2 separate regions of the Homo sapiens genome follow, and region 1 is linked to region 2. Evidence: read pairs that join two places in POLR2A ChIA-PET (ENCODE). Cell type or tissue: MCF 10A. All regions are shown on one strand. Each heading gives the region's core, and the rest is flanking DNA. Links, peaks and the distances in the headings are about the cores only.

The links. ChIA-PET counts read pairs that join two places held together with the same protein. Peaks named below come from ENCODE experiments on the same cell type or tissue, not always from the same donor. Only the 100,000 strongest peaks of a DNase experiment are listed, where the experiment ranks them.
Region 1: POLR2A ChIA-PET joins it to region 2 with 29 read pairs; 27 of 35 experiments call an interaction of 5 or more read pairs at or near these places.

The regions. Positions count from the first base shown.
Region 1 is chr17:65,060,070-65,075,013 of GRCh38, forward strand. No RefSeq gene overlaps it. Among named protein-coding and RNA genes, the nearest start is that of GNA13, 11 kb to the left of the region's middle. RefSeq lists an enhancer at 3,696-4,662. In MCF 10A, for the core only: no CTCF peak of the experiment used is centred there; DNase peaks (open chromatin) are centred at 2,312 and 4,492.
Region 2 is chr17:64,967,913-64,983,893 of GRCh38, forward strand. It overlaps the pseudogene AMZ2P1. Among named protein-coding and RNA genes, the nearest start is that of LRRC37A3, 56 kb to the left of the region's middle. RefSeq lists silencers at 6,499-6,793, 7,343-7,542, 7,913-7,982 and an enhancer at 7,723-8,593. In MCF 10A, for the core only: no CTCF peak of the experiment used is centred there; DNase peaks (open chromatin) are centred at 7,699 and 8,169.

The DNA.
Region 1 (14,944 bases), core at 1-8,000, 88 kb after region 2:
GGGTGGAAGGCAGGAGGAGGGAGAGGATTAAAAAAAAAATACCTGGTCGGGTGCAGTGGTTCACACCTGTAATCCCAGCACTTTTCGGAGGCCGAGGCGGGCGGATCACCTGAGGTCAGGAGTTTGAGACCAGCCTGGCCAATATGATGAAACCCCATCTCTACTAAAAATACCAAAAATTAGGCGGGCATGGTGGCACGCGCCTGTAATCCCAGCTCCTCAGGAGGCTGAGACAGGAGAATTGTTTGAACCTGGGAGGCGGAGGTTGCAGTGAGCCGAGATCACGCCATTGCACTCTAGCCTGGGCAGCAAGAGCGAAACTCCGTCTCAAAAACCAAAACAAAACGAAACAAAACAAAAAACATATCGCATACTATACTTATTACCTGAGTGACTAAATAATCTGTACACCAAACTCGAGATGAGCAGTTTACCTGTATAACAAACCTGCATATGTACTCCTAAACCTAAAATAAAAGTTAAAAAAACCCACAACAACAAAAAAGGAATAGCCAAAAGGTGTCCAAATGTCCATCGATGAACGAATGGATAAACCAAATGTCGCATATCTATACATTGCAATTATTCAGCCATAAAAAGGAATGAGGTGCTGACACATGCTGCAACATGAATGAACTTTGAAAATACTAGGCAAAGTGAAACAAAAGGCCCCATATTATAAGGTTCCACTTATGTGAAATGTCCAGAATAGGCAAATCCATAAAACAGAAAGCAGATGGGGTGAGGGAAGTTGTGGGGAGACTGCTTAACGGTACAGAGTTTCGTTTTGGGATGACGAAAATGTTTTTGGAAATAGATAGTGATGATGGTTGGAGAACATTGTGACTGTACTAAATGCCACTGAATTCTACACTGTAAAGTGGTCACATGATTAATTTTATGTTATGTGAATTTTGCCACAATAAAAAAATGAATTGGGGAAAAAAATCTATATTATATATTTGTAATATATATAATATAAATATATATTTTTTATTTTATTTTATTTTTAAATTATTATTATTTTTTTCCAAGACAGAGTCTTGCTCTGTCATCTAGAGCTAGCATGCAGTGGCGTGATCTCGGCTCACTGCAACCTCTGCCTCCCGGGTTTAAGCAATTCTCCTGCCTCAGCCTCTGGAGTAGCTGGGAACACAGGAGCTGCCACCATGCCCTGCTAGTTTTTGTATTTTTAGTCCGCCTCCCAGGTTCAAGCAATTCTGCCTCAGCCTCCCGAGTAGCTGGGATTACAGGCGCCGCCACCATGGCAGGCTAATTTTTGTTTTTTAGTAGAAACAGGGTTTGACCATGTTGGCCAGGCTGGTCTCAAACTCCTGACCTGGTGATCCGCCCACCTTGGCTTCCCAAAGTGCTGGGATTACAGGCGTGAACCACCGTGCCCAGCCAGAAAAATATTTTCTTTAAAAAGTCATTGGCATCATTTAAGGTTGAAGTGCTCACAGTGTGCAACATTCAAAGAATGCAAATGCCATTGTGTTTATTTCAAAATAATACTAACAATTGAAATTCTTTGCAACAGAAGGAAATCTAGCCATTGCTTCAGGTTATACATTGCAATCGTATTAATGATATTTTCATTTTCAGATACATTGTTTTATAACTGAAAAAAATCCAAACTTTTTAAGGGAGTATAAAGTCTACTAGTTAGAATTGAATCTGCTGGATGCTCTATTTCCAACAGACCCAGACGTTAACTCACTGGAAGCGTCTGTATTGTTGCCAGCCAGTTAATCCATATGCAAATAGATTCAGATGCCCTGTGGAGCTGTGATAAAATAATTGCAGCTGTTGATTAGTTGCAATGTTCGTTTCTTTCTGGAAACTCAGTTCAGTGTCCGTCTTGCAAGATAAATAATTAAAGGTGTGATTAAAAACGAAATACATTTCCAAATAGCTTTTCTCCTCTTGTCACCTTAGAAAGAAACAAGCTCTTTCCAACAATACTGCCAGTCTTGAAATCTATTTCTAACTCTTCTGGAAAGATAGGCTTCTTATAGTTACAGTTTATTTTCAATGAAAAAAAAAGGTCTTACTTAGCTTATTTGCCAATCTTTGTGCCAAATAACTTTGGGCTGTTTACAAAAATCAGAATCATCCACAAAGGACAAAAAATGTGTCACCCTCAGACATGTTCAGAAGAATGTGCCAAAGGCTCTAGGAACAGTTCCAAAAGAGGTGTCAAAAATTTTTTTTGATGGGAAATATAATTTAAATAAGTGTTTCCCCTGCCAAGGTGACTACTTACTACTCAGGATGAGACAACGCCCATTTAGATGTTTATTTAAAAATCTGTCACATTACTTGATGGTTAAACCTTGTGTTAATCCAGCCTTCTTATTACGAAACTCTCTTTTGTCTCACCATCAGTACAAAATAGGTGGATTCTAACCCTTCCTTACAGATAAAACAGGCGTAGACTTTTCTTACCTTCCATAGGGAAAGGAAGGGAATTCCCAAGCCCTCCCAAAATACAAATCCCTTGCATTTGTGTCATGTTTTAAATGCCTCAAAGCACTTTGACCTACTTTATCTCATTCTCTGCTCACAGTAGCCCGACTAGGAACACCCAACATTAACCTCGCTCCCATTTAGCAAATGACTCTCTGAAAGCCTCATTCACTGTGGCCAGTTGCAGAGCTGGAACTGGAAGCTGCTTAGTCCAGTGCTTTTTTTTTTTTTTTTTTGGTAGGAGATAAGATCTCGCTCTGTTGCCCAGGCTGCAGTGCACTGGCGCTATCATAGCTCACTGCAGCCTCGATTCTCCCACCTCAGCCTCCTGAGTAGCTAGGACTACAGGTGTGCCCTACCAGGCCTGGCAAATTTTTTAATTTTTAGTATGTTGCCCTGGTTGATTTTGAACTCCTGGGCTCACGTGATCCTCCTGCCTTGGCCTCCCACAGTGCTGGGATTATAGACATGAATGACTGCACCCTGCCCCAGTGTTCTTGACTTTTTCTGTTGTTGTTGTTGTTTAAGAGACAGGCTCTCACTATGTTGTTCAGGCTGGTCTTGAACTCCTGGCCACAAGCTATCCTCCCACCACAGCCTCCCAAAGTGCTGAGATTACAGGCATGAGCCACTATGCCTGGCCCCCCTTGCTCTTTTTGATGTACAAAAATTGCCGTAGTGCCCAGAATGCCCAAGTGTATGAATTTCAAACCTGAGACAAGTAGCTAACTGGACTTAACCTCCAGGCACCATAGAGTTCAGTACTTTATTATTTTTCCAGCCCCTTTCAGGCTGACTGCCATCTTGAAGTTCCCCAGCTCAGACAGATCCTGGTAAGATGTTCTGTACTTTGAACTCAGGCTCTGGTTTGTAAAATATTCCAGGTGGCTGATGGAGAAATAAGAAAAGAGGAGCCAAGCTTGTTTGTTTGTTTATTTGTATGATGCACAAGCCCCACACATTTTTCACTTACCGTAGGAAGATTTAAAAAGAAACCCTTTTGTGTGTGTGTGTGTGTGTGTGTGTGTGTGTGTGTGTGTAATGAAATTTGATGTTGCCTTTACCAGAATAAGCCTCTCATGTGGAAAATTTTGTATGAAACTAGACATGTGGAATCAAATTGGTGGTGGTTTTGTTTGTTGTTGTTAATAACCGAAAACATGACTTTAATTATTGGTTGTATTTTTTCTCAGCCTCCAAAAAAGACCTATGGGCTGCTGTTGACCAGCTGAGACCTCAGCTCCTCCAAAGTCAGAAGCTGGTACTGTCTTAAAGGGACACTGGCACTCCTAAAATCCTTCCACCTTGCTTACTGCGTCAGATAGGTTTAAGGGCAATCTGTATGTAACACTCATCACAAGGCTTTGCCTGTAAATCTGAGATTCGGAAAAACTCAAAACATCGTGCTCACCCCTTCTCCTTTATTTTTACTTACAGCTTTTAAAGCAGAAGGATACATTTTTAGTATTTTATTGCCTGTCAATGCTCTGCGCCTTGCCAGAAACGGATAACGATAATTTTAAATTATTTATGTGTTTATTTTTATGAGACAGTTTCACTCTGTCACCCAGGCTAGAGTGCAATGGTATGATCACAGCTTACTGCAGCCTCCAACTTCTAGGCTCAAGGGGCCTACCTCAGCCTCCCAAGTAGCTGGGACTACAGACCACCACACCCGACTAATTATTTTTTGTAGAGACAGGTTCTCACTTTGTTGTCCAGGCTGGTCTTGAGCTCCTGGCCTCAAGTGAGCCTACCACCTCGGTCTCAAAAAGTGCTATGACTACAGAGGAGAGTCACTGTGCCTGGCCTAAGGATGCTTGAATGTAAATTCTGTTTCTCCAGTGAAGTTCAAGTTGGCAGTCTCAATTCATTCCTCCATGTAAAGATCTTCTGCTCACAACCCGGCAGCAGACAGCAGTTTTCTTTCCCTCGGAACACTGGATTAGCAAGCTTGGACCTGCCCCTTCCAGCAGCCACACTCCTGGCTAGCTTGCTCTGTCTACAGGTAGCATCACATGTCATGGCCTGTAGACCCGGCCTTTACCTCAGTGCAAAATGCCAGGGCATGTCCTCTGGTTGAGTTTATCATCGAGCAGTAAGGGCTCAGAGGGTGCTGAGAAATGGTCCATGCAGCCTTTGTCAGACCATAACACGTGGGCTCCCAGTGCAAATAATATCATAAGTTTTCTTTAAACTCCTGTGTCAGCTGCTACAGAAAAGAAAGGCCTGCTCACGATAGGATTCAGGGAAAGGCAGCAACTGCTGAGTCAGAATGACAGAATTAAAGGGCTTAGCAGATGAGGCACTGTAGCTGAGGTCCCTCATTTACTTTGTTTATTTAGAAACAGGGTCTTGCTCTGTCGCCAGACTGGAATGTAGTGGTGAGATCACTGCTCACTGCAGCCTTACCTGCTAGGCTCAAACAATCCTCTTTCCTCAGCCTCCCAAGTAGCTGTGACCACAGGCACATGCCACCATGCCCTGCTAATTTTTAAATTTTTTGTAGGGATCGGAGGGCGTCTCACTATGTTACCCAGGCTGGTCTCAAACTCCTGGGCTCAAGCGATCCGCCCACCTCAGTCTCCCAAAGTGCTGGGATTACAGGCATGAGCCAATGCACCTGGCCCTCATTTGCTTTAGTTATTAGCTTTCTCCTGGTTGTGGAAAGGTTATGCCAGGCCCAAAGAGGAGAAGAGGAGAAAATAAAAACAAAGGAAGGTGCTGGGTGTGTGGCAAGCAATTGTGTATTTGTGATTGTTTCCCCTTTCTTTGCTCATTAACAGAACTATAATAGGAAAAGCTCCCTTAAGATAGTGAGATACTGGGTGTGGTGGCTCACACCTGTAATTCCAGCATTTTGGGAGGCCAAGGTGGGAGGATTACTTGAACCCGGGAGTTTGAGACCAGCCTGGGCAACATGGCGAGATCCCATCTCTATATCAAATGTATACATATACGTACATATATACATACATATATATATTTTTAAAGATAGCGAGGGAATCGACTTTTCTGTGGAAACCAGTATGGATCATATCAGATTTTTTTTTTTTTTTTTTGAGATGGAGTCTTGCTCTGTCACCCAGGCTGCAGTGCAATGGTGCACTGCAACCTCTGCCTCCCAAGTTCAAGCGATTCTCCTGCCTCAGCTTCCTGAGTAGCTGAGATTATAGGTGTGCGCCACCACGCCTGGCTAATTTTTATATTTTTAGTAGAGATGGAGTTTCACCATGTTGGTCAGACTGGTCTCAAACTCCTGACCTCGTGATCTGCCCGCCTCGGTCTCCCAAAGTGCTGGGATTACAGGCTTGAGCCACTGCACCTGGCCCATATCAGATTGTTTGCTATTCATTTGGTTTTCCAGAGAAGGATGTAGTACAGTGGGGAGAACCCCAGGGAGAACTCAGTTAATAGAACAGAGCCTTGCCTTTCTTATCTGTAAACTGGGAGTTACACACACAGATTTATTGTAGGATTAAATTACAGAACCCCCAGGCTCAGTGTTTGTCCATAAATGGGAGGTTCCGTTTTAGGTTTTTTGAGGAAGGAACAACAAAACTTCTTTAAAAGCCCTTTGAAGGTTTAGCAACGTTGTCACTGTCAGAATGCTCTCTCTGTATCTTTCCAAAGCCCTTCCTTTTATGATTTAAACATGGTTGCTCTCTGTCTCATGCGCAGGCTCACTCACAGCCACAGGTGTGTCCCCAAACAGGATCTGTTTCTGGTGGAAAGGGCCTGATGCAGCAATAAGAAAAAAAAAAATGCCTATTTGGGGTTATATCCAGAATCTTAACTCTGAAGAGAGGAAGGATTTACTAATTCCCACAAGCCTAAGCAATCACTTCTTCAGCCAGAGAGCAGAGGTTAGAGTAGGGATGCTGGCACAGTACAGTAAGAGCAAGAGCTTTTATCTGAGGGGGTGGGGGGCTTGTGCAAAAGGGGGAAGAAAAAGGAGTGGGTTTTGTATTCTTTTTTGTTTTTGGAGACAGAGTCTCACTCTGTTGCCCAGCCTGGAGTGTAGTGGTACTATCTCGGCTCACTGCAACCTCTGCCTCCTGGGTTCAAGCAATTCTCCTGCCTCAGCCTCCTTAGTTGCTGGGATCACAGATGTGCGCCACCATGGCCGGCTAATTTTTTTGTATTTTTAGTAGAGATGGGGTTTCACCACGTTAGCCAGGCTGGTCTCGAACTTCTGACCTCAAATGATCTGCCCACCTCAGCCTCCTGAAGTGCTGGAATTACAGGTGTGAGCCACTGCACCCGGCCTGGGCTTTGTATTCTAATCTGGAAACTGGACATCATAATTTCAGAGGGTTTTGTAGGGGTTATATAAAAGAGCAGGCTATCCATGTTACCATGTTTTCTTCTATCAAAGTGCTTATTGTCCAGTTGATGGACTGGTATCTATGCCATCAAGGTCATGGGCAATGGGGGGTGCCTCATGGGCATGAATGTGGATGAGTCAGCCCGCACGCCCATGCTCTGTGCACTCCTTCACCCCCAGCAGCTGCCACTGGACAGCCCTCAGGCTTAGGATGGGTACATCAGTGGTGCAGTCCTCCCTCAGCACAGCCCTACACCCAGACCTTGGCCCACTTGAATGAATAGCCTTGTAGTCCCCGGTACCTAGGGTTTGGTCTGAGGGGAAGTACAGGCTCTGGTAAGTCCCTTGGCATTGCTCCATGTGTAGGGGTAGCACCAGGCGAGGACCAGAGCAGGATCCTCTAAAGCACAGGCGGGCAGGGGCCTCTGTTGCCTGGAGCTAAGAGTGGTACTGGCTGGGAAGACATAATGCAATAGCATCTAAATTGCCCCTGTTTGTCAAGGGCTGAACTAGACCTCCAAGTTCCAAGACTCTCGAAATGGATCCCAATAGGGACACTGAATGCTCGGCTGAAACACTGCATTGGATTCATGCAGTAGCCAGAGCTTGGCAGGGGACTGTCTGTGCCCTTCCCGTGGGAGCCTGCTGAGGCTCCTGTTGTCACTCTCCTTCTCAAGACTACCCGGGGCAAGAACCCAAAGGGCACTTTATAGAACAGCAGATACAAAATGCATTTTGGACTATCCCTCAGTTATTCTGTTACCCTGGATTTCTGCTAAGGGAAGAAAGTTACCCTCAAGGAATTAAACACACTTCAAGAGGAGGTGAGAGTTCTACCCTGAGGTAGGGTGTGAAGCCCTTAAGGCTTTTCCTCCTCCATGATTTATGAGCTTAGTGTAGGCATTCAGAAGAGTGGAAGGTGCAAGGTGCTCAGATTTATAAAGATTAATACCTACAGGCCGGGCATGGGCGCGGTGGTTCATGCCTGTAATCCCAGCACTTTGGGAGGCCGAGGAGGGTGGATCATCTGAGGTCAGGAGTTCAAGACCAGCTTGGTCAACATGGGTGAAACCCGTCTCTACTAAAAATACAAAAATTAGCCGGGTGTGGTGGTGCATGCTTGCAGTCCCAGCTACTCCGGAGGCTGAGGCAGGAGAATCGCTTGAACCTGGGTGGGGAGGTTGCAGAGAGCAGCCTGGGGGACAGAGCAAGGCTCCGTCTCAAAAAAAAAAAAAAAAGAAAAGAAGAAAAAGAAAAAGAAAAAATTAACACCTACTTCCTTAGATGGTTTTCTAAGGATCACAGATCCACAGAGACTGTGGGCTAATTTGTTACAACAATTAAGGAATTGGGAAAAGGGATGCTATTTAATTCCTCTTGGGACAAACACTCTTCACCCAATAGACTCACCAAGGAGAGCAAAATGAGTTCTGATGGAAAATCTAAACAAACTACATACTTAACAATTTTATGTCTTGTTTCCTGAAAGATTTGACCCTCAATGGTCCTATTCTTAATTACTTAATCATTGACATAAATGAGGGAACAAATAATAGTAGTGATCACTTTATCAATAGGCAGAAACGATGAAGTATTTCTACAATGCCTTTGCCTCCATCCCTCAACCTAGTCTTCTCTTAACATAACAGCATTTTCCCTTTCCTTTCCTTTCCTTTCCTTTCCTTTCCTTTCCTTTCCTTTCCTTTCCTTCCTCCTTCCCTCCCTCCCTTCCTCTCTCTCTCTTCTCTCTCTCTCTCTCTCCTTCCTTCCTTCCTTCCTTCCTTCCTTCTTTCTGCAGTGGCACGATCTTGGGCTCACTGCAACCTCCACCTCCCAGGTTCAAGTGATTCTTGTGCCTCAGCCTCAGGGATTACAGGCACCCACCATCACGCCTGGCTAATTTTTGTATTTTTAGTAGAGACGGGGTTTCACCATGTTGGCCAGGCTGGTCAGAATAACAGCATTTTCTTCGGATTTTTTTTTTTTTGACAAATTACTGTCTTGGTTAATTTTATGTCCATCCCAACAGTGCCAGCTGTTTTTCGAGTTTTACCAGCAGTGGTAGAAAACACACAAAGTTCTCCTTGTTTTTGGTTTCCAGTTCATCTTGCCCCCTCTCCCATCCTTTCCTTCCTCCCCCTCCCTCCCAGCCCTTCCATCCCTAGTCTCCTTTCCCAGGCTGCTCAAGATACCTTGCCTCTGAGGTTCTACAGCATCCTCGCTTCTTTCCATCACAGCACTTGTCACCCTAGATTGTAATTGTCCCCTTCCTTGCCTACCACACCAGAATATGGGTTCTTTGAAGAAAGGGACACAGCTAACTTATTCTGTATCTTCAGCACCTAGCATGGCATATAATAAAGGCCCAATAGTGTTTTTTAAAATTTTTTACTTTTTTAGAGACTGCATCTCGTTCTGTCACCCAGGCTGGAGTGCAGCAGCACGATCACAGTTCACTGCAGCCTTGAACTCCTGGGCTCAAGTGATCCTTGTGCCTCAGCCTCATCACAGCTCACTGCAGCCTCGAACTCCTGGGCTCAAGTGATCCTCCTGCCTCAGCCTCCCAAGTAGCTGGAATTACAGTTGTGCACCACCATGCCTGGCTAAGTTTTAAATTTTTTGTAGAGATGAGGTCTTGCTGTGTTGCCTAAGCTCGAGTGCAGTGGTATGATCACAGCCAGCTAATTTAATTTTTTTTTTGTTTTTTTTTTTTTGAGACGGAGTATTGCTCTGTTGCCCAGGCTGGAGTGTAGTGGCATGATCTGCAAGCTCTGCCTCCCGGGTTCATGCCATTCTCCTGCCTCAACCTCCGGAGTAGCTGGGACTACAGGCACCCGCCACCAGGCCCGGCTAATTTTTTTTGTATTTTTAGTAGAGACAGGGTTTCACCATGTTAGCCAGGATGGCCTCGATCTACTGAACTTGTGATCCACCCGCCTCAGCCTTCCAAAGTGCTGGGATTACAGGTGTGAGCCACCGTGCCTGGCTAAAAAAAATTTTTTTAGAGATGGGGTCTTGCTGTGTTGCCCAGGCTCATCTTGAACTCCTGGCCTCAAGCGATTTACCTACCTCAGCCTTCCGAAGCACTGGGATTACAGAAGTGAGCCACCACACCTGGGCAAGATGCAATAATTGAGCATAATTTAAGTGAGTATGCACCATCTCCAGGCAACCACCCTTCTTCCTGCATTTCTGAGGGTTGGGAGCTGGATTTGCTGTCCACCAGAATGATAGGGAACTATGCAATGGCTAGAAAAGAGACTTTTGGCTCATCTCTACTGGTTAGAACCAGAGTCCTGGGTCTTACTGCATACTATGCTACCTAGAAATGGGTAAATAGGCCAGGTGCGGTGGCTCACGCCTGTAATCCCAGCACTTTGGGAGGCCAAGGAGGGCAGATCACGAGATCAAGAGATCAAGACCATCCTGGCCAACATGGGGAAACCCTGTCTCTACTAAAAATACAAAAATTAGCTGGCTGTGGTGGCGCACGCCTGTAGTCCCAGCTACTCGGGAGGCTGAAGCAGGAGAATTGCTTGAACCCAGGAGGGGGAGGTTGCACATAATACCACATTGTGGGCTATTAAGTGGATCTAATTAAGGATGTATCTATGTTGGGGTGGGGATGGAAGATTGGGGCACAACAGCATACAACAGACATCAGTCTAGTAGCCTCCTCACAGATGGGCGAGTAGGACAGTCACGTTTCCCTGTGTAGGCCAGGGTAAATTAGAACTTCAGCCATCAATATCAACAACAGATACTTCATGGATTCCCACTCCCATTAGATGTGAGCTGGGGTCAGAAAGAAGTCGGCTGGCATTTTCAAATCCCAGCTCTGGCACCTCGTGCATCTATCGGTTCCTGGTCATGACCCACCTAAGTTCTTTGAGCATCAATTACCTTATCTGAAAAATGGAGCTAATTATGCCCACACGTCAGGGTTGCTGAAAGGGTTAAGTATGATAACATAAGCACCTAGCAAAGTGCCTGGCCCATAACAGGAGTCCAGAAATAGTAGCCTTTGCTGCTAGGTATTGGAGATAAAAAATGGTAACAATGAAGTCATTATATACATACAAAGATTTTAAAAACCAACACAAAGTTGCATATACTGAGTTTTAAAGAAGGTGTGCTGATCATTGCTTCAGGAATGCAGAGACCAGAGCACTGTTAACAAAAATACAATGCAAGCCACCTAGATAATTTTAAATATTCTGGTAGCCACATTAGAAAGGTTAAAAGTTCATGTAAAGTTTCTTAAAACTTAAAATTGTATAAATAAAAATGTTAAAAGAAAGTGAAATTGATTTTGATAATATTTTATCAAGTCCAATATCTCTAAGGTATTATTTCAACATGTAATCAATATAAAGATCATTTAAGAGATATGAGACTAAGTCTTCAAAATCCAGTGTGTCTGGGCCAGGCGAGGTGGCTCATGCCTGTAATTCCAGCACTTTGGGAGGCTGAGGCAGGCAGATCACCTGAGATCAGGAGTTTGAGAGCAGCCTGGCCAACATGGTGAAACCCCATCTCTACTAAAAATACAGAAATTGTTCGGGTGTCACCACACCCGTTCCTGTGGTCCCAGCTACTCAGGAGGCAGACCCAGAAGAATCATTTGAACCTGGGAAGCGGAGGTTGCAGTGAGCCAAGGTTGCACCACTGCACTCCAGCCTAGGTGATGGAGTGAGACTTCATTTCAAAAAATAAAAATAAAAATAAAAAAAACAACAACCAGTGTGTCTGGAGGAAGAATTGTTTCTGAGAAAACCAAAGAGAAAGAAAAGAAAAGAAGAAAGAAAGAAAGAAAGAAAGAATCCAGTGCATGTGTTTTATATTTGCAGCAATCTCAGTTCAGATGTGAAATTTTCGTCAGAGATACTTCATCTGTATTTAAATTTCATAAAATTTGCAGTAGAAAAAGTAGATTCACAAAACCAAGCTGCTCCAAATGTAGTCATACAATTTCTAGTCAGAGTTAAGTATCAGTCTTAAAATTAATTAAAATTAAATAAAAATTCCAATTAGTGACACTAGCCACATTTCAAGTGTTCAGTAGTTACCTGGAGCTAGCAGTTATTTCCTGGGCTAGTCCATGGGAAGTGGGCAGGAGCCTTGAATGATTGGATATGAGGAAAGGAGTAGGGAAAGGCAGATGGAATAGCCTGAGAGCCGGCATGCAGCTGGCGTGAGCCTGGGACAGTGTGGAAGCCAGTTTGATTAGGACCAACAAGCTGAGGCTGATGAGTCAGGGTAGAGTCAAATTGGGAAGGGTTTGGACTTCAGGTTATGAGGTTAGCATTTTGTTCTGTTGTTAAACAGTAACCCCTGGAATATTTCTTTTCTTTTCTTTTTTTTTTTTTTGAGATAGAGATCTATCACCCAGGCTGGAGGGCAGTGGTGCCATCTTGGCTTACTGCAACCTCTGCCTCCTGGGTTCAAGCGATTCTCCTGCCTCAGCTTCCCGAGTCGCTGGGATACAGGCGCGCACCACCACGCCTGGATAATTTTTATATTTTTAGTAGAGACAGGGTTTCCCCATGTTGGCCAGGCTGGTCTCAAACTCCTGACCTCAAGTGATCTGCCTGCCTCGGCTTCCCAAAGTGCTGGGATTACAGGCATAAGCCACTGTGCCCAGCCAACAGGAATATTTCTGAGCAAGGGGCAGGCAATGTGAGCACTGTTTTAGGTTAACTGTCTGGCACCAGTGCCCGTGAGGGGATGGAGAAAACAGACACCATCCAGTGAGATCAGGTTGGAGATGGCTGCAGTGATTCAGGTATGGGGTTAAAGCACCTAGCTAGCATGTGAGCCAATAGAACCATTCAGAGGCTTTACAAAGCCATACTCCAAAGGACTTAGAAACCAGCCAGGCTATTTAGAGATAGCTCTTTAGAGGAAAGAGGCAGAGAGGGCAGGAAGCTTGGGGCCTACGTGCCTGGGAGACTGGGTGGACACTGAAAAGTTCAAGGAACCAGGGTGATTCTGTTGGTTAGGACATGACTCCCTAAGACAGATAACTGAACCCAGACCCTGGAATCTGTATTTTTTAATTGATTTTTAAAACGTAAATGTAAAATGTGTAACACCCACCCCACCCTCTGAATCACAGTGACCCTGGACTTTGCCCTGAGTCTCTGAGATTGTTCAGAGACACTCCTTTGTTCTAGGGAACTCTTTGAGGTGCTGGGTCCAAACGGGATTCGAATTAAAGGCGCTTCAAACTCAGAAGTGAGAGAAAAAGGAAGGCTAGGCAGCAACCCCTGGGCTCTCTGGCTTGCTGTTTCTTACCCCGACATCTTCCCTGGGAAATGCATTACTTCTAATGTGAATTTAGGTTTTGCTGTGCCTTATGGAGGAGGCTCCGCTGGGGAAATTGCTCCTCCTCTTCCCCTCAGCTTCCCTAATCTTCCACTCCCCTGAGTCTCTGCAAAGTCCAGTCACCACACGCAGACAGACCAGGTCAAAAGCAAGCCTCTTGGGACTCAGACAGGCTGCGGGCACTCAGCGACTGACCCATGGACTGCGCTTTCTGTTATGTAAAACAAGCCCAACGCTGCATTGTTCAGACATATGAGGAGTGCCCACCCTGGGTTGGGTACTGGGCTAGATGCTGGGAGTAAGAGTTTATGGGGTGATCACAGTCAACCTGGGCGAGGCAAATGTGTCACCCAGCTCCTACAGTGCTAAGTCCTCTGTGCCATGATGGGGGCAGGGACAGCTGCCCAGGACTCTGACAGTAAGAACTAGCCTGGAGCTTGGCATGAGTTTCAAAAGAAGAGGAAGAGGCTGGGCACGGTGGCTCATGCCTGTAATCCCAGCACTTTGGGAGGCCAAGGAGGGTGGATCACCTGAGGTCAGGAGTTGGAGACCAACCAACTCCTGGCCAACATGGCAAAACCCCATCTCTACTAAAAATACAAAAATTAGCTGGGCATGGTGGCTTGCGCCTGTAGTCCAGCTACTTGGGAGGCCGAGGATCCCTGGAACCTGGGAGGCAGCCAAGATCGGGCCATTGCATTCCAGCCTAGGCAACAGAGGGGAAGGAGGGCGTTCTGGGCTGGGGAACCATATGGGGTAAAGACACAGATGTGGAATAATAATGCAACCATAATAGGATGATGATGGCGCTTGTTGTCTGCTGAGCTCTTGTTGCATGCTGGGCACTGTTCAAGGGGTTCTCATCTATTAGCCTTCTCATTGCTCAGAGGGAAAAACTGAAGCTCTGAGCAGTAAAATGCACTTGTCCAAGGTCATACTCAAGGAATGGTGCACATTCAAACCCATAAAAGCCTGACTCATGTCCACTTCTTTTTTTTTTTTTTTTTTTTTGAGACAGAGTTTCGCTCTGTCACCCAGGCTGGAGTGCAGTGGCGCGATCTCAGCTCACTGCAAGCTCTGCCTCCCGGGTTAACACCATTCTCCTGCCTCAGCCTCCCGAGTAGCTGGGACTACAGGTGCCTACCACCACGCCCGGCTAATTTTTTGTATTTTTGGTAGACACGGGGTTTCACTGTGTTAGCCAGGATGGTCTTGATCTCCTGACCTCGTGATCTGCCCGCCTTGGCCTCCCAAAGTGCTGGGATTACAGGCGTGAGCCACCGTGCCTGGCCTCATGTCTACTTCTTTAAGCAGCGCAGATCTGCAAACCACTGAGCAGCCTATTGGGAGTACTGGGGAACCCCACACTGGTCTACAAAAACTAGGTTTTATTATGGTTTTGATGAGTGGACCAAAGTCATGAAGCAGGGGTGTCATGAGGTACTTCCTATTTCTCATTGGAATAAACTGGAAGAATTGAACAGGTAATTCTGTGCAGGACGTGAAAGGGATACTTAAGCTATTGTCATGGCTCTGCTCAGCCTGCAATATGGAGCCAGCAGTGTGCAGGCAGCCCCCGCCCCTCTCCCCCAGCCCCCAGCATGTCCCAGCAGCTTAGAGCCCCCTGGCTGGGTGGGTCTGGGCAGGCGCTTCCTCCCGGAGCTGGCTGGGCACCGCTCCCAGACCCAGGCTTTTCTAGGTCAGGCAGTTCTATCTTCAGGCTGGCCCGAGGATACGGTTTGTGTAAACTGCAGACATTGCTGGCGTGCTGTGTAAACACAGACTATCTCCCACTGCAGCTTTTCCTTTGGGGAGGCTCCC
Region 2 (15,981 bases), core at 3,911-11,910:
TTTTTCAAGTTATTTACTTGCTCATTACCGCCAGTCCCAGCTTTCTTGGGAGACCTAAACATATTTGGGGAATGGAAATAATGTGCTTGCTGCCACAGACCAGGCCAGTAAGATGAGAAGATAAAGAGTTTCTAGAGTTTTTATTATTCAAAATGAGTTTCATTTCAATTCAGGTACTTGAAAGAAGGTTCTAGTCTGTTACTTTGACACAGCACAAGATCAATAGTTTATTCTGATGAAGTATTCCACCCAAATGAAAGCATAACATGCAAGTAGTCATTTATTTCAATCACTCCTATTTGAAGGTCCTTATTTTTGGAGAACAGTCAGGCATTTTATTATCCACTCTTTCCATTCCTTAAAGGCTTCCTTCCACGGGTTTCAGTAAATTCCCATTATCCTCACGACTGTGTTCTGGAGTTGCTCCAGGTGTGCCAGAAGATTCATCATCAATCCACCTCACCAGTGCCTGGAAAAGCATTGAAAGATGCGCACTTCAACAAACCACAGCAAAATACCATCAGGCAAGAGAGAAGCATTGGCTTCTAGATCATAGGGTGACATATTACCCCATGAAGACGCTGCATTTGATAATGATGCTGTGAATATGAATAATGCTAATGATATACTGAGTGAAATGGCACGTACCAAATACACACAGAATTACAAATGATGTCAAAAGTACGCACTGAAAAAAGATGAAAAAGAAATACACTCATTCTTATACTTTGTTTCTAGCATGATAGGATATTTTTTCTCAACTTGCTGAATATTCTACAAGGCATTATATTAATTTGACATGTATGTATATACATATATAAGTGTCCACACAGGCATGGGTAGACATATGTATGTGAAAACACATGTGTAGACATTTCTGTGCAGTCACCTGAATGCAGTCATACCCATGAGTAAACACATGAATGTATATTGATGTTTGTGGGCAAGTGTGGGCACACACACACATACTGAGATTAGGTACTTTCCTTCTTCCTTTTTAAAGAAAATCACTTTTTTCCTCCTAATGAACATCATACCTCTGTCCCATATTTGGAAAGATAAATCCTGTCCTCACACTTATAGGGTTTAAAAAATGAACTTTGCCACACATATCAATATTTATTCAGTTTTGCAAAGTCAAGCTCTCTTGCCCTAAATGGAAGAGAAGCAGAAAATTTCTTCCACTATTTCTCATTGAACTGTAAGCATAAATCACTCTAAGGCAAGCTGAAGTTTTTAAGAAGGGCATTTCTTCGCATGTTTTTAAACCACAGCTTCCTGCTTATCTTTACACTAATTTCCTCTGATAAATTATAACTCTAGAGAAGGATATAATAGATACATCAGTTTGCTACTCAGATAACCACTTCCCCCTCTTTACACTATCCATCCCTCAACTTACTTTATATCTTTCTACAATGCTGAAGCCAATAACAGCACACTGCAACTTGTGCAAACAGATAGGGCAAAGGTTTAGAGGGCGCCGGTCAGCTTCTTCCAAGTGGAAGAAGCCCCAGATTTCCCTATCAAAATCCTTTGCTGCTATCCACCATGCCTTGTCTTGTAAAACTTAATGGGCTGGAGGTCAAATACTTGAGAAACTGAAGTTTCAGAGTCTTTTCCCACAAAAGAAGTCTTTTTCTGAAAGTAGCAAGTACTCCAAATCAAGTACTCAAAAAGGAACCACAAAAACTAATCACATGGGTCAGGCATGGTGGCTCATGCCTGCAATCCCAGCACTTTGGGAGGCCAAGGTGGGCGGATCACCTGAGGTCAGGAGTTCAAGACCAGCCTGGCTAACATGGTGAAATCCTGTCTCTACAAAAATACAAAAATTTGCCAGGCATGATGGTAGGCGCCTATAATCCCAGCTACTCAGGAGGTTGAGGCAGGAAAATGGCTTGAACCCGGGAGGCGGAGTTGCAGTGAGCCGAGATCCCGCCATTGCACTCCAGCCTGGCGACAGAGCGAGACTCCATCTCAATAAATAAATAAATAAATAAACAAATAAAATAAAATAAATCACATCAACAATAGGCAGTCATGATTTCACTCTTTAAGGACACGCTAAACAGATCTGTTACACGTGTGCCTGGAGGGGTTGCTGGCCTTCCCTCACGCAGCACTGACTGAGGACAACTGCCCTGATGTCTTGAAGCCCATGCTTTAAACCACGGCTTTAGACAGAATAACCTCGTCCCCTTCCCCACCCCCACCCCCTTTTTAAAGAGCAGCTCAACTCTATTCTGTCACTAGTGTCTGGTGACCAGAATAAATACCCTTGTAACTGACTTCCTGTGTTACATTTAGAGTTATATCAACCATCTCTGCAAGCACAGAGAACACGGTTTGCTACGTAACTCACCCTACAGGGTACTGCTTCACAATTCGACTTGTTTACATGATCACTTTTATTTATGTCTCTCGTTCAGTTTTTATTTTAAAGTAATAAATTTTTAAAGAAAATAACCCATGGTAGGTTTGTTCAATCTAATTTGATTCAAAAACAACTTCCTCACCTCCCTTTACCCAGAAAATGTGGACTGATATTCGAAAATTAGGGAAAATAGCATTCTAGAAGTTAAGAAAACACTAAATCTATTCATGTATCACAAGTAACCCCCTCTGGCCAATCAAGTGTGAGCATATTTCACTACAGTAATACTTTCAGCAAGGACATTTCTTTCTTCCAATAATCCTACAAATAGAAGATTATTTTCTTTCGTAGTCAATGCTTCTCAATTTAAAAATATGAATCTTTGTAAACTTGGAGAAAACAAGACCACTGTGTTAAGATATTGTCACTGTCTAATCCTGCCACTTTCCTATGTAAATCTTTCATGTCATGTAATATTTAAGAAACTTACAAAAAAAAGAATTAAAGTAAAAACAGTTTGGGGAAATGTTTCCTGACCTCCTCAAATACATAAGATAAGTTAGCTAGTAATATCTAGATAAACGAACATATGGTTTGAAAATTATTTTTTTAGCTGGGTGTGGTGACTCACACCTTTTATCAAAGCACTTTGGGAGGCTGAGGTGGGAGGCTCGCTTGAGCCCAGGAATTCAAGATGAGCTTGAGCAACACAGGGAGATCCCATCTCGACAAAAAAAATAAAATAAAATAGCTGGGTGTGGTGGTCCTGTGGTCCCAGCTACTCAGGAGGCTGAGGCGAGGCAGGAGGATCCCTTCAGCCCAGGAGGCTGAGGTTGCAGTGACCCATGATCAGCCTGGGTGATAGAGGGAGACCCTGTATCAAAAGAAAAATGAAAGGTAGATAAAATTAATTTTTAATGTTTCCGTCTCTATCAGGTTAATAATAAGAGAGAAAACTTATGATAAAAAGCTACCTCACACCACCAAAATCAGTAAGAGAGTAGTGACCCACGTCTCCAAGACTGCATGTTGGTAGGGCCATGGGGGGCCACAAGTAAACCTCACATAAATGGAGAATAAAGAATAAACGAGTAAGTGGGAAGAGGCTCTATAGCCCTACAGCCCCCACCTCTAGTAGAAACATTTGTCCCAAAAAGCTTACCACCCCACACAAATCCTAAGGCTAATGTAACATCCAGACAGACCATAAACTCTCAGGATAGTCCCTGTACTTACTCCCCATCCCCAGAACACTAATGAACCACTCCCCTTAGGGGGCCTTTTCCCTTTCAAGTCTGTCTTGGATTATTGGGGATGAAGTTAGAGAAGTAAGAGCAAAAATGAAGGGGAGGGGAGAAGTAGAGAGATGACAAAAAAAGGTTAAAAATATAACCTGTTTCGTGAACCTTTCCCATCCCCAATATTACCATGCAGAGTTCCTAATGAGTCAATGTTTACTATGTATCTCAAATCAAAGATGGAAGTTTTTACTTTTTAAATTAAAAAACAAACAAAAAACAAATGTCGTATGATGAGAAAGAAGCAACACTTAGTCTATGGCTATCCTAACTGTGCAAGATGACTATGAAAAGAATTGAAAAACAATTAGCAAGATTTTCACATCCATTAATGATAGCTCAAACTGTAATTGGCTTAATTCACCTTGCTACTGAATTACTGACGTTTACTAGCTGTTATGCTGAATGCCTATATATGTGCCAGGCCTATATATGCTTTTTTTTTTTTGAGACACGGTCTCAATTTATTGCCCAGGCTGGAGTACAGTGGTGCGATCACGGCTCACTGCAGCCTCAACCTCCTGGGCTCAAGCAATCCTCTCGCCTCAGCCTCCTGCATAGCTAGGACTACAGGTGTGTGCCACCATGCCCAGCTAATTTAGTTTTTTTAATTTTTATTTTTTGTAGACATGTAGTCTCACTATGTTGTCCAGGCTTATCCACACTTTTTATGTACAGGCACTTTTATGTAAATTATCTCCAAATGACTCCATGATGTGGGTATTGTTACCTTTAAGGTCCTGTAGGTAGTGAGTGGCCAACCAGAACCTAGATTATCACAATCTACCAACAGCACACTTCCCATTATGGCATAATGTCTCAACTGAAAATACTATAGTTTTAAATATCAATATGATTCTTGGTTGGAATTTTTTTCCCTCTTTTAACATCTTCAAATATTCTCAAGTTGAAGAAGCTTCTAACAACAATGCCAAAAACGGAATACCATCTGTCAAAGAGGCCTGTCCAAAGACAAAATTCCACAAGTCTCTTGGGTAAAGATCAATCATTGTTATTCCCACAACACAGAAGGCATCTTCAGGTTTCTTCTTTTTCAAGAACTTCAGGATGTCCCCTATTTAAGAAGAAATACATAAATGTATGAGTGTATATTATATACATATGCTTCCTTTACTCAGTTCAAATTGCAAAGTTGTGTAATTCACCTGCATGAATTTGTAGGTTTTGTGTGTTCTCATTGACTCTAAAGGAACACCTTGTTGTAGAAACAGGAACTGGTTCTAGCAGTTTTACTCTCAAGCGATAGAAATATGCTTTACAGTAGCCCGTGAGCCATTTAATATATTCTTCACTGATAATTCTGGTGCTTCATAGAGATCCTATAATATGGAAGAACATTTAAAAACAGACTTTAAGACGATTATTCAGTGTTTACCCAGTCTATGAGTAAGAGGATTCAAATTAGAAACAAAACCAACTCTAAATTTTCAATACACCTTTAACATTCATCGGTGTTGATATGAATTAAAAAAAAATGTTCTAGGTCTGTTTGGCTACAAAACTTGTACCATTGCAATGAATATCAAAAATGATCCTAAAATGGCCCATCTGAATCAGACCAATAGCCCGGACTATTCCTGACAACAGAACCATTGCAAAACCGAACCAAAACTAGCACATTACCAGTATTTACCAATGGACCGTATATAAATACTGCGTTTGTCTGGAGAGGGTATCTTTCTGTAAGGATGACTGAAGAACTGTTCAAAGTCTTGGGGGGCCTCAGGGTGGGAGGTGATCCAATCTGATGGAGAATGCAAGGTCCAAAGAGATCACTGGCTGGCTGGAATGCTTCATTCATTAAACGCTGTTCCCCAGCATCTACTTTCTCATACTGTGACACAAGCACTGGATTCTTTGAGATGACAGCTATTTTTAGTGTCTGTTCGGAATACCGTACTATTTGCATCTAACAAAAAAATACAAGCAGTCAAATATAAAAATACATATCCATATTGGGGACTTTACCTATTCTCCATATACAGCTCTGATTTCTCCCTAGAGTGAAATGACTGACTGCTAATGCTTTAGAGTGGTCACACTTAGAGTGGTTTCCTCATGTCCAATCAATTTCTTGGGGACCTAAGAAATTACAAAGACAATCATGAAATCCATTCCTCCATCTCATATGGAACCTGCTCCCATTACAAAAACTAGTGGTGGCCAGGCGTGGTGGCTCATGCCTGTAATTTCAGCACTTTGGGATAGGAGGACTGCTTGAGGCCAGGAGTTTGAGAACAGCTTGGGCAACATGGTGAGACCCTGTCTCTACAAAAAACTTAAAAATTCCCTGGGCATAGTGGTGCACACCTGTGGTCCTAGCTACCAGGGAGGCTGAGGTTGCAGTGAGCCATGATCGTGCCACTGCACTCCAGCCTGGGCAAGAGTCCAAAACAAACAAAAAAATCTCATGGTGACCATAGGAGCAGGACCTCACACCCAATTTCCTTCTTTTGGGGAATAATATTGGCCTGGCATGGTGGCTCATGCTTATAATCCCAGCACTTTGGGAAGCCAAGGCAGAAGGATTACTTGAGCCTAGGAGTTTGAGATCAGCCTGGGCATCATGGCAAAACCCCATATCTACAAAAAAATTAGCCGGGCATGGTGGTGTGCACTTGTAGTCCCAGCTACTTGGGAGGCTAAGGTGGGAGGATCATCTGAGCCCAGGAGGTCGAGGCTGCAGTGGGCTGTGATCGTGCCACTGCACTCCAGCCTGGGCAACAGAGACTTTGTCTCAAAAAATCATATTATGAATTAACTCATTAGTGCCACATGAAAAATACTCCTCGTTTCTAGTGTGACTCAAAGATCTTCAACATCAAATAAAAACAAAACTAATGTAAGCCCTATCATTTCTGCAATTTAACTGCAGGCTGAGAAGCTACGGCTTAGTCACATCACATTAGGGAAGACATCAGATGACTAATCAAAAGCCAGACTCACAATGACAGGTTTCTTCCATTCACATCGTGTTCCTATGTAGAGTTTTCATCCTTCCTCTTGAAAAGGGTCAGATGTTCCACCACGAGACTTTTTGAATTACACAAGGAAAAACCTGAACATCTCTGTCTGGATCATCTCTGTCATATTTTCTAATTATCTAGATTTTGCCAGTTTAATGATAGACAACTGATGGGAAAACTTAAGCTAATGTCTGTTCTGATTGAACCTCTGAATTCTGGGGTTGAAGAGGCTGGCTGAAATTCCAGATCAAATGTCTCTGTACTCAAAGCTCTGATAAGAGCATAAGCTCATCCTCACTCCTACACAACTGGGCTGAAATCTGACTTCTACAGGACAAAATATAAAACCAGATGTACCTTCCAGTGGTCTACCTACCTTGATTAGGAAGGAAGGCTCCCATGGAAGCTTTTATCTCACAAGGACAGACATGTCTGGGCCTGGCCAGAAGGAAGTTGTGGAGTGTGCCTTCATCTTTATATTAACGAAGGCAGTGAGAAAAGTCAGGAGGCCTCCCCTTGCCTCCCAAGCCTAATCTAGGGAAGCTGCGGGAGAAGATGGGCAGGGGGCGCACAATATGGTCACTGTGGTGGGCTGGAGGCCTGGGACGCTGTGGTCCCAAAACCAGAACATCTCGGGCCAACCGGGAGAAGTTGGCCACCCTAGCTGGTTGCCTACAGCAACTCGCACTGTGGGCTCTGGTCCGTGCAGGCACAACCCAGGCTCCGGCTGGGGGTGGAGTAGGGCTTCCCCGGGGACTCTCGCTTCGCCTCTTCTTCCCCCAGGAGCCTCTGGAAAGGCCTCCCTGGCTCCCCAGAGGCACTCCGCCCCCGCAGTCCCCGCGGCTTCCGCCACGTCCGTCCCTCCTACATCCTCATCCCTCTCCACCGACCGCGACTGGCGCCCGCCTCTACGACCCGGCTGCCCCGCCCAGCTCTGACAGCACCTGCGAACCGCCCTGACCCAACAGGCCTCGACACCACTCACCCGCGACATCCCTCACGCGCGTGCGCACCGCGTCTCTTCGCACTACGCCACGCCCACTGGCGCCACGCCCCTTCGCGCCGCGCGACGCGCCGCTCCATCGCACACGCTCTCTGGGCCCCGCCCCACTCACGACCCGCCCGCGCCACGCCCCTGAGCGCGCCAGAGCTGGAGTTCGGCGGCCGCGGCTCGCCTTTTCCTGAGTAGAGGGTCACGAGGGGACTACAAGCCCCAGCCGTCCGCCCCCGCAGTCGCCAGTTCCCCGTCTGCCCTCGCCGGGGCTCCGCGGCCTGGTTCTCCAGAGCCACAGACGCGCCCGCGTCACCAGGGTCGCCCGTGTGGGAACGTGCTCGGCAGGCCGCGGGTTTGAGAGGCGTCCCGGCGTGACGAATGCAACCAGCGTAGCCCCCAAATGAGTCGGCGGCCGCCGCAGGTTGTCGTACAGCCGCGGCGCTCCCTGGGGCAGTCACCCAAAGGACTTTCCCTTCTTTATTTGTTGGGGGCGGCGGGGACTGGAACCCAGACGCGCAAGTGTGGGGCGTGTCCTCGTGGCGTCCCTGGCGCTCCGAGGCCGAGACCCGGATGCCAGGAGAGGCAGTGAGGTCGGAAAGGCACCGCGGGGCCAGCATTAGGGCTGAGCTAGTTCTGTGGCCTCGGGTGGGACGTTCAATCTCTCTGGGCCTCGCCATTCTCTTTCTTTTTATTGCTTTTTGTTTGTTTGTTTAAGACGGAGTCTCTCTGTCGCCCAGGCTAGAGTGCAGTGGCCCAATCTCGGCTCACTGCAACGTTTGCCTCCTGGGTTCAAGCGATTCTCCTGCCTCACCCTACCCAGTAGCTGGGACTACAGGTGCCCACTATCACGTCCGGCTAATTTTTGTATTTTTAATAGAGACGGGGTTTCACCATTTTGGCCAGGCTGGTCTCGAACTCCTGACCTCAGGTGATCCGCCCGCCTTTCCCTCCCAAAGTGCTGGAATTACAGGCGTGAGCCACCGCGTCCGGCCTCAGTTCTTTTGAAGTCATTTTACCATCCTCTGGATTTTCCTCATCCTAATTCTCCTTCCCAGTCTCCAGGAAAGACAGGCACATTTTCTTGATGACTTCAGCACTTGTAACCCCTTGTTGGCTCTCCTTAGAGGACATTAACTCTGTGTGTTTGAACCTTTCAACTTCGAGGATCTCCTCAGCCCATCCTTATTTGTTCACCCTTCTGGATCATGAAATCTCCAAATTTGTCTTTTGAACCCAGTGCCCATATCCACCCTCACCTGAACCCATTCTTGAATAAAATGCATTCCTACCATGACTGTTCTCAAAGTTTGAAGTTGAGCATACCGATGCGCCACTCCTGCTTCAATGCTTGAGAAGTCGTAGGCTTTCTTCTATGTGCCTTTTGACTGGGCGCCTATCTCCCGACAGCCTGAGGTGGTGTAGCATAGGGGCGAAGGTGGTCTGTGCTTGAATCCCAAAACCCTCACTAGCGTGGGACCTGTGCCAGTTACTTGACCTCTTTTTCATTTCTTCACTAGTTTGTAAAACGGACACAATTACAGCACATCTTTTATTGTTATTATTTGACACGAAGTCTCACTCTGTCACCCATGCTGGAGTGCAGTGGCGTGATCTTGGCTCACTGCAACCTCTGCCTCCTGGGTTCAAGCGATTCTCGTGCCTCAGTCTCCCGAGTAGCTGGGATTACAGGCACGCACCACCACGCCCGGCTAATTTTTGTATTTTTAGTAGAGACGGGGTTTCACCATGCTGGCCAGGCTGGTCTCAAACTCCTGACCTCAGGTGATCCATCTATCTCGGCCTCCGAAAGTGCAGGGATTACAGGCATGAGCCACCGCGCCCCGCCTACAGCACATCTTAGCAGAATTTTAGGGATCAAATGAGTTCCTTTGGATACTGTGCCTGTTTTTGACTGAACGGCTGTCTTCTGACATCCTGAGTGGCTTCTTTAGCTTAGTTGTCACCTCTTCTATAGCCTCATCCTGCCTCATGACAAAACTTCTCTTCTGCCTGTTCATTGCCTTGTGTGTACGTAATAATACTGCAGTTGTCCTTGTCACAATGATTGGAACCTATTTCTTACATGTCACCCTTACTCAACTGCGAGATGCTTGAGGGTAAAGACTCTCATACGGGGTGTCTGAAGCATAAAAGGTATTCACTAGATTTTCAGTCAGTTTTTTTTTTTTTTTTTTTTTTTTTTGTTGTTGTTGTTGTTGTTTTGAGACGGAATCTCACTCTGTCGCCCAGGCTGGAGTGCAGTTGCGTATCTGAGCTCACTGCAAGCTCCGCCTCCTGGGTTCAGGCCATTTTTCTGCCTCAGCCTCCCGAGTAGCTGGGACTACCAGTGCCCGCCTCCACGCCCAGCTAATTTTTTTTTTTTTGTATTTTTAGTAGAGGCGGGGTTTCACCGTGTTAGCCAGGATGGTCTCGATCTCCTGACAGTTTTTTGGTATTCATTAAAAAGAACTTCATTTTGCATTTAAACTGTTTAAATTTCTGAATCGTGAACTTTGTACTTGCTCAAAAATTTTAGGATAGCATGTTTCTGCATGGTCTAATATTTATTTTTTTAAAAAAACTTACCAGGCGTGGTGTCTCATGCCTATGATCCCAGCACTTTGGGAAGCTAAGACAGGAGGATCACTTGAGCCTAGGAGTTCCAGACCAGCCTGGTCAACATAGGGGGAGACCCCATCTCTAGAAAAAAAGCCAGGTGTAGTGACACATGCCTGTAGTCTCAGCTACTTGGGAGGCTGAAGTGGGAGGATGGATTGAGCCTGGGAGGTCGAGGCTGCAGTGAACCATGATTCACAGCACTTTAGCCTGGGCAACAGAGTGAGACCCTGTTCAAAAAAGTAAATAAATAAACACCTTAGTGCTTCAGGGGGGTTAGTTTTTTTTTTTTTTTTTCATTAGAAGGAAAAGACACTTTCTCTTACTAAGGTATTTTTGCCTGTTAACTAATATGCAGTTGCAAAATGAACCATAGGCTGTTTGCATTTCAAAGAACACTACAAGTTCTGATATTTAGAAATGAGTGTATATGCCAGTGGCCCAAGGTTGGAAAAGAAAGTTGGTAACAACATTAGAAGGTGGCAGAAATCAGGAAAGAAATGTAACATATACGGCAGATGAAGGGTTTAAAAATAGCTTTTACATATCAACACGGAAAAACACCATGACATAAAAATGAGCAAAAAATATGAACCATATAATCCGAATGGTTCATTAACATCCATGTGTTCAACTTTATTGAACACATGAATGAACTCAAAGGAAAACCACTCTAATAATGTTTTCTTACCTGCTAATTTGGCCAAAGTGTTTATTTTGAAATAATTTCAAGCTAACAGAAAAGTGGCAAAAATAGTATAAAGAATCCCTGCATTCTCTTCACCCAGATTCCCCAGTACTTAACATTTTACCTCATTTCTTTATCATTCTCTTTCTTTCTGTGTCTTTATCTCTGTCTCTCTCTATATGTAAATGTACATTGTTTCCCTGAACTGTTTGAGAGTAAATTGCAGGCCGGGGGCGGGTGCAGTGGCTCACGCCTGTAATCCCAGCACTCTGGGAAGCTGAGGTGGGTTGATCACTTGAGGTCAGGAGTTTGAGACCAGCCAGGCCAAAATGGTGAAACCCAATCTCTACTAAAAATACAAAAATTAGCAGGGTGTGGCGTTACATGCCTGTAATCCCAACTACTTGGGAGGCTGAGGCAGGAGAATCGCTTGAACCCAGGAGGCGGAGGTTGCAGTGAGCTGAGATCACGTTATTGCACTCCAGCCTGGGCAACAGAGCAAGACTGTCTCCAAAAAAAAGTAAGTTGCAGACATGATGCCCTGGACTCCTAAATACCTCATAGTATATTCCCAAAAATCAAGCACATTTTCGTAAGTAGCCACAGTACAACTAAAACATGAGTCCATACTGACATTTCCAATTCCAGTCCAGCCTGACACCACAGAGTTCATTCATTCTAGCCTTCCATTTTTCCATATGTATGATGTCCTTCATCAGTAGAGAGAAACCTGGCTCCTGTTATTCACAATTTATTTATTTATTTGCTCTGTACTAGAATATGTACTAAAAATAATTTCAGAATTCCTAATCCATAGCACTGCAGGAAAACAATTCTACCAATTAGTATGTATTTAAGGTTCTTTATAGCCAGAGGATATATATTAAAATAACTGTGTTCAAGTTACCTACCTAGGTTAGTTCCCCCTCCCAATTCTGCCCTTCAGTGTAGTATTGTTATTAACATGAAATATAGTTAGGTTCATTTATTTTTGTTTGCATTCCATTTTATGAATTTCCCCCCAACCTTGATCTTTTTTTGATTGTGTGATACATTAACATGGTTACTAAAAAGTTGTATTTGATGATAATGTCCAATGATGGTAGACTGTCCTGGCGGAGTGTATAAACAGGTCGAATCTTTCTGGTGAACAACCTGACATGGAGTATTAATAGCTTTTAAAATGTTCATACCTATTGACCCAATAAGAGATCTCACAGACTTATGGTTAAGGATAGTCAACAAAATATTATTTATAATTATGAAAATTAGAAACAATCAAAATATCCAGCTATTGGAGACTGGAAAAGCATAAATTATTAATCATAGACCATAAATTACATGTACATTCATATGTTAGAATACTAAGCATCTATTTAAAATCATTTCTCAGCTGGGCACAGTGGCTCATGCCTGTAATCCCAGCACTTTGGGAGGCCAAAACAGGCTGATCACCTGAGGTCAGGAGTTCAAGACCAGCCTGGCTAACATGGCGAAACCCGGTCTCTACTAAAAATACAACAATTAGCCAGGTGTGGTGGCACATGCTTGTAGTTCCAGCTACTCAGGCGGCTGAAGCAGGAGAATCGCTTGAACCTGGCAGAAAGAGGTTGCAGTGAGCCATGGTCACACCACTGCACTCCGGCCTGAGCGACAGAGCGAGACTATCTCAAGAAAAAAAAAAATCATTTCTCAAAGACAGTAGTGACCTAGAGAAATGCTAAGGGGAAATAAAGTGTGACACAGAAATGTTTACACGTTGTAATTTTTTTTTTTTTTTTTTTGGGACGGGGCCTTACTCTGTCACCCAGGCTGGAGTACAGTAGTGTGATTACAGCTCACTGCAGCCTGGACGTCTCAGGATCAGGTGATTCTCCCACCTCAGCCTCCCAAGTAGCTGGGATTATAGGTATGCACCATTACACTTGGCTAATGTTTTGTGTTTTTTGTAGAGAAGGGGTTTCACCATGTTGCCTAGGCTTGTTTTGGTTTTGAACTTCTGGGCTCAAGCCATCTGCATGCCTCCACCTTCCAAAGTGCTGGGATTACAGGCATGAGCCATCTTGCCTGGCCTATATGTTGTAATCTTATTTTTGTTTTAAAAAGATGTGCTTGGCCGGGCATGGTGGCTCATGACTGTAACTCCAGAACTTTGGGAAGCTGAGGCAGGCAGATCATCTGAGGTCAGGGGTTCCAGACCTGCCTGGCCAACAAGGCGAAACCCCATCTCTACTAAAAAATACAAAAATTAGCTGGGCATGGTAGCACACGCCTGAAATCCCAGCTACTCGGGAGGCTGAGCCATGAGAATCACTTGAACCAGGGTGGCGGAGGTTGCAGTGAGCCAAGATCGTGCCACTGTACTCACTCTGTGTCCAAAAAAAAAAAAAAAAGAAAGTGCTGATAAGTAATAATCTATGAATAATGAGATATTTGGTGGTTTTGATTTCTCTCTCTCCTGCTTTACTTGTTAATTTGCCTTTTCCAAACTTTCTACAATAAGTATTATTACTTTTACAGTCAGAAAGCAATTTAACAAGTCAGTAGTGTATTAATATTTAGGCATTCCTAAATATACAAATGACCCTTGGGCATAACAGCTTCTCCATGTTTTCTAGGTGGTTCTCTGCCTCTGTCTTTCTGCCTAGGCTTTCAGCTGCTCCTCAATCTATTTTTCTATGGTCTCTGAATTTTACTTACACCAACATACCACTAACTAGAGATTCATTTAGATTAACAACCAAGCCATCCTTTGTCTTCCTAATTTGTTGACTTTATTTTAAAATTACTTTATGGACCGGGTGCAGTGGCTCACGCCTGTAATCTCAGCACTTTGGGAAGCCAAGGCAAGCGGATCACTTAGGTCAGGAGTTCGAGACCAGCCTGGCCAATGTGGCAAAACCCCGTCTCTGCTAAAAAAAAAAAAAAAAAAAAACCACACAGAAGATTAGCCAAGTGTGCCAAGTGTGGTGGCACACACCTGTAGTCCCAGCTACTTGGGAGGCTGAGGCAGGAGAATCGCTTGAACCTGGGAGGCAGAGGTTGCAGTGACCTGAGATCACACCACTGCATTTCAGCTTGGATAATAGAGCAACACTTGGTCTCAAAAAATAAATAAATAATAAAATTACTATATATATGAAAATATTCCAAATATACATTTTTAAAAGCTAAGAAGTACTAAAAGCATTGTAATGAAAAGTAATAGTCCCCACCCCATAGGCCAACTTCCTAGAGGCTACTGTTCTCAACTCCTTGGCTGTTTTTTCTGGTATTTATCTCCATGTTTCTCAACAATGTGTGTATAGTGAGATTTCTTGATCTTTTGATTTTAGGTAGCATCTGTTAATTTATTGCCATGAGAGATGAGGACTTAACTCTCATACATCATACTTTCTACCTCTCATTCCTCTGGTGATTATATCACACATTTTGGTTGAATCTGGTGGTCAGTGTTTACATTATGATGATTATGCAAACATTGTGTACTACAGAGCCAAGTAGTGTACTATGACCATGCTTTCTTTCTTGTAGAACCTCTTTATTTTTGCCTAGAGTTAATCATCACTTGATTTCTATTATTTATTTTCTTTTAAAAAACTATATAACATGCATGTGCCTTATTTTTTATGATTCTCTGATTCTTTACTTTGTTTTTTAATGCTTCTCTACATGGCCCGTTTACACTAGTTACATTTTTTTTCTGGGTACCCTCATCTCCACATTCCTATCTATACTGGTCATCCATGGGCCTACTGCATAGCTGTTCCTAGGACTGCAACTACACTTTGCTCTGTTGGATCCCCTGTTTCTTAAATTACTAAATTCTGTCTTCCTCTTTCCTGGCCTACTCCTTTGGTTTCAGTAGCACATCCCCAGAACCTTCTGGAATAAAGGTACATAGAGATAAATATTTTGAGAACTTTGACATCTGAAAATGTTTTTATCCTGCCCTCATACTTGATTGAGAATTTATTGAGTTGGTGTGGAATTCTAGATTGCAAATCATTTCCCCTCAGAATTATAAACAGTTTGCTCCAGTTTCTTCTGACTTCCAATGTTGCTACTGAGATGTTCAATGCCATTTTGATTCCTAGTTCTTTGTATGTTATCTGTTATTTTTAGGAAGATTATAGGGTCTCCTTTTTATCCTTAGCGTTCTGAAGGGTTATAAAGATGTGCCTTAGCCTGAACCTTTCTTCTCATTCATTTTGTGGCTCACTTAGCAGGCCCTTTGATACTGAGACTCTTATCCTTTCATTCTGAGAAATTTTCTGGTATTATTTTTTTGATAATTTCCTTCCCTCCATTCTTGCTGGATGTTGGACTTTCAGAATAGATCCTCAAATTTTCTTATCTCTCACATTTTTTCCATCTTTTTGTACTACATTCTGAAGTTTTTATCAATTATTTTTTTTCTTTTTCTTTTCTTTTCTTTTTTTTTTGAGACAGAGTTTCGCTCTGTTGCCCAGGCTGGAGTGCAGTGGTGCGATCTCAACTCACTGCAACCTCCACCTCTTGGTTTCAACCAGTTCTCTGCCTCAGCCTCCCTAGTAGCTGGGATTACAGACACCCACCACCACACCCAGCTAATTTTTTTTTTTTTTGTATTTTTAGTAGAGATGGGGTTTCATCATCTTGGCCAGGCTGATCTTGAACTCCTGACCTCGTGATCCACCCATCTCGGCCTCCCAAAGTGCTGGGATTATAGGTGTGAGCCACTGTGCCCAGACTTTATAAATTATCTTCTATCTTTTCTTTTGAATACTTACTTTAAACTATTCTGCTTTTCAATAGCCAAAATCCCTTTCTTGTTATGATTATTTTATTTTGCACCCTGCGATGGTTTGAATGTCTGTGTCCCCCCAAATTTCTATGTTGAGACCTAACCCCCAACGTGATAGTATTTGTAGATGGGAACCTTTGGGAGGTGATCAGGCCATGAGAATGGAACCCTTATGAATAGTATTAGTGCCTTTATAAAAGAGACCCAAGGGAGTCAGCTCACCCCTTCCTCCACG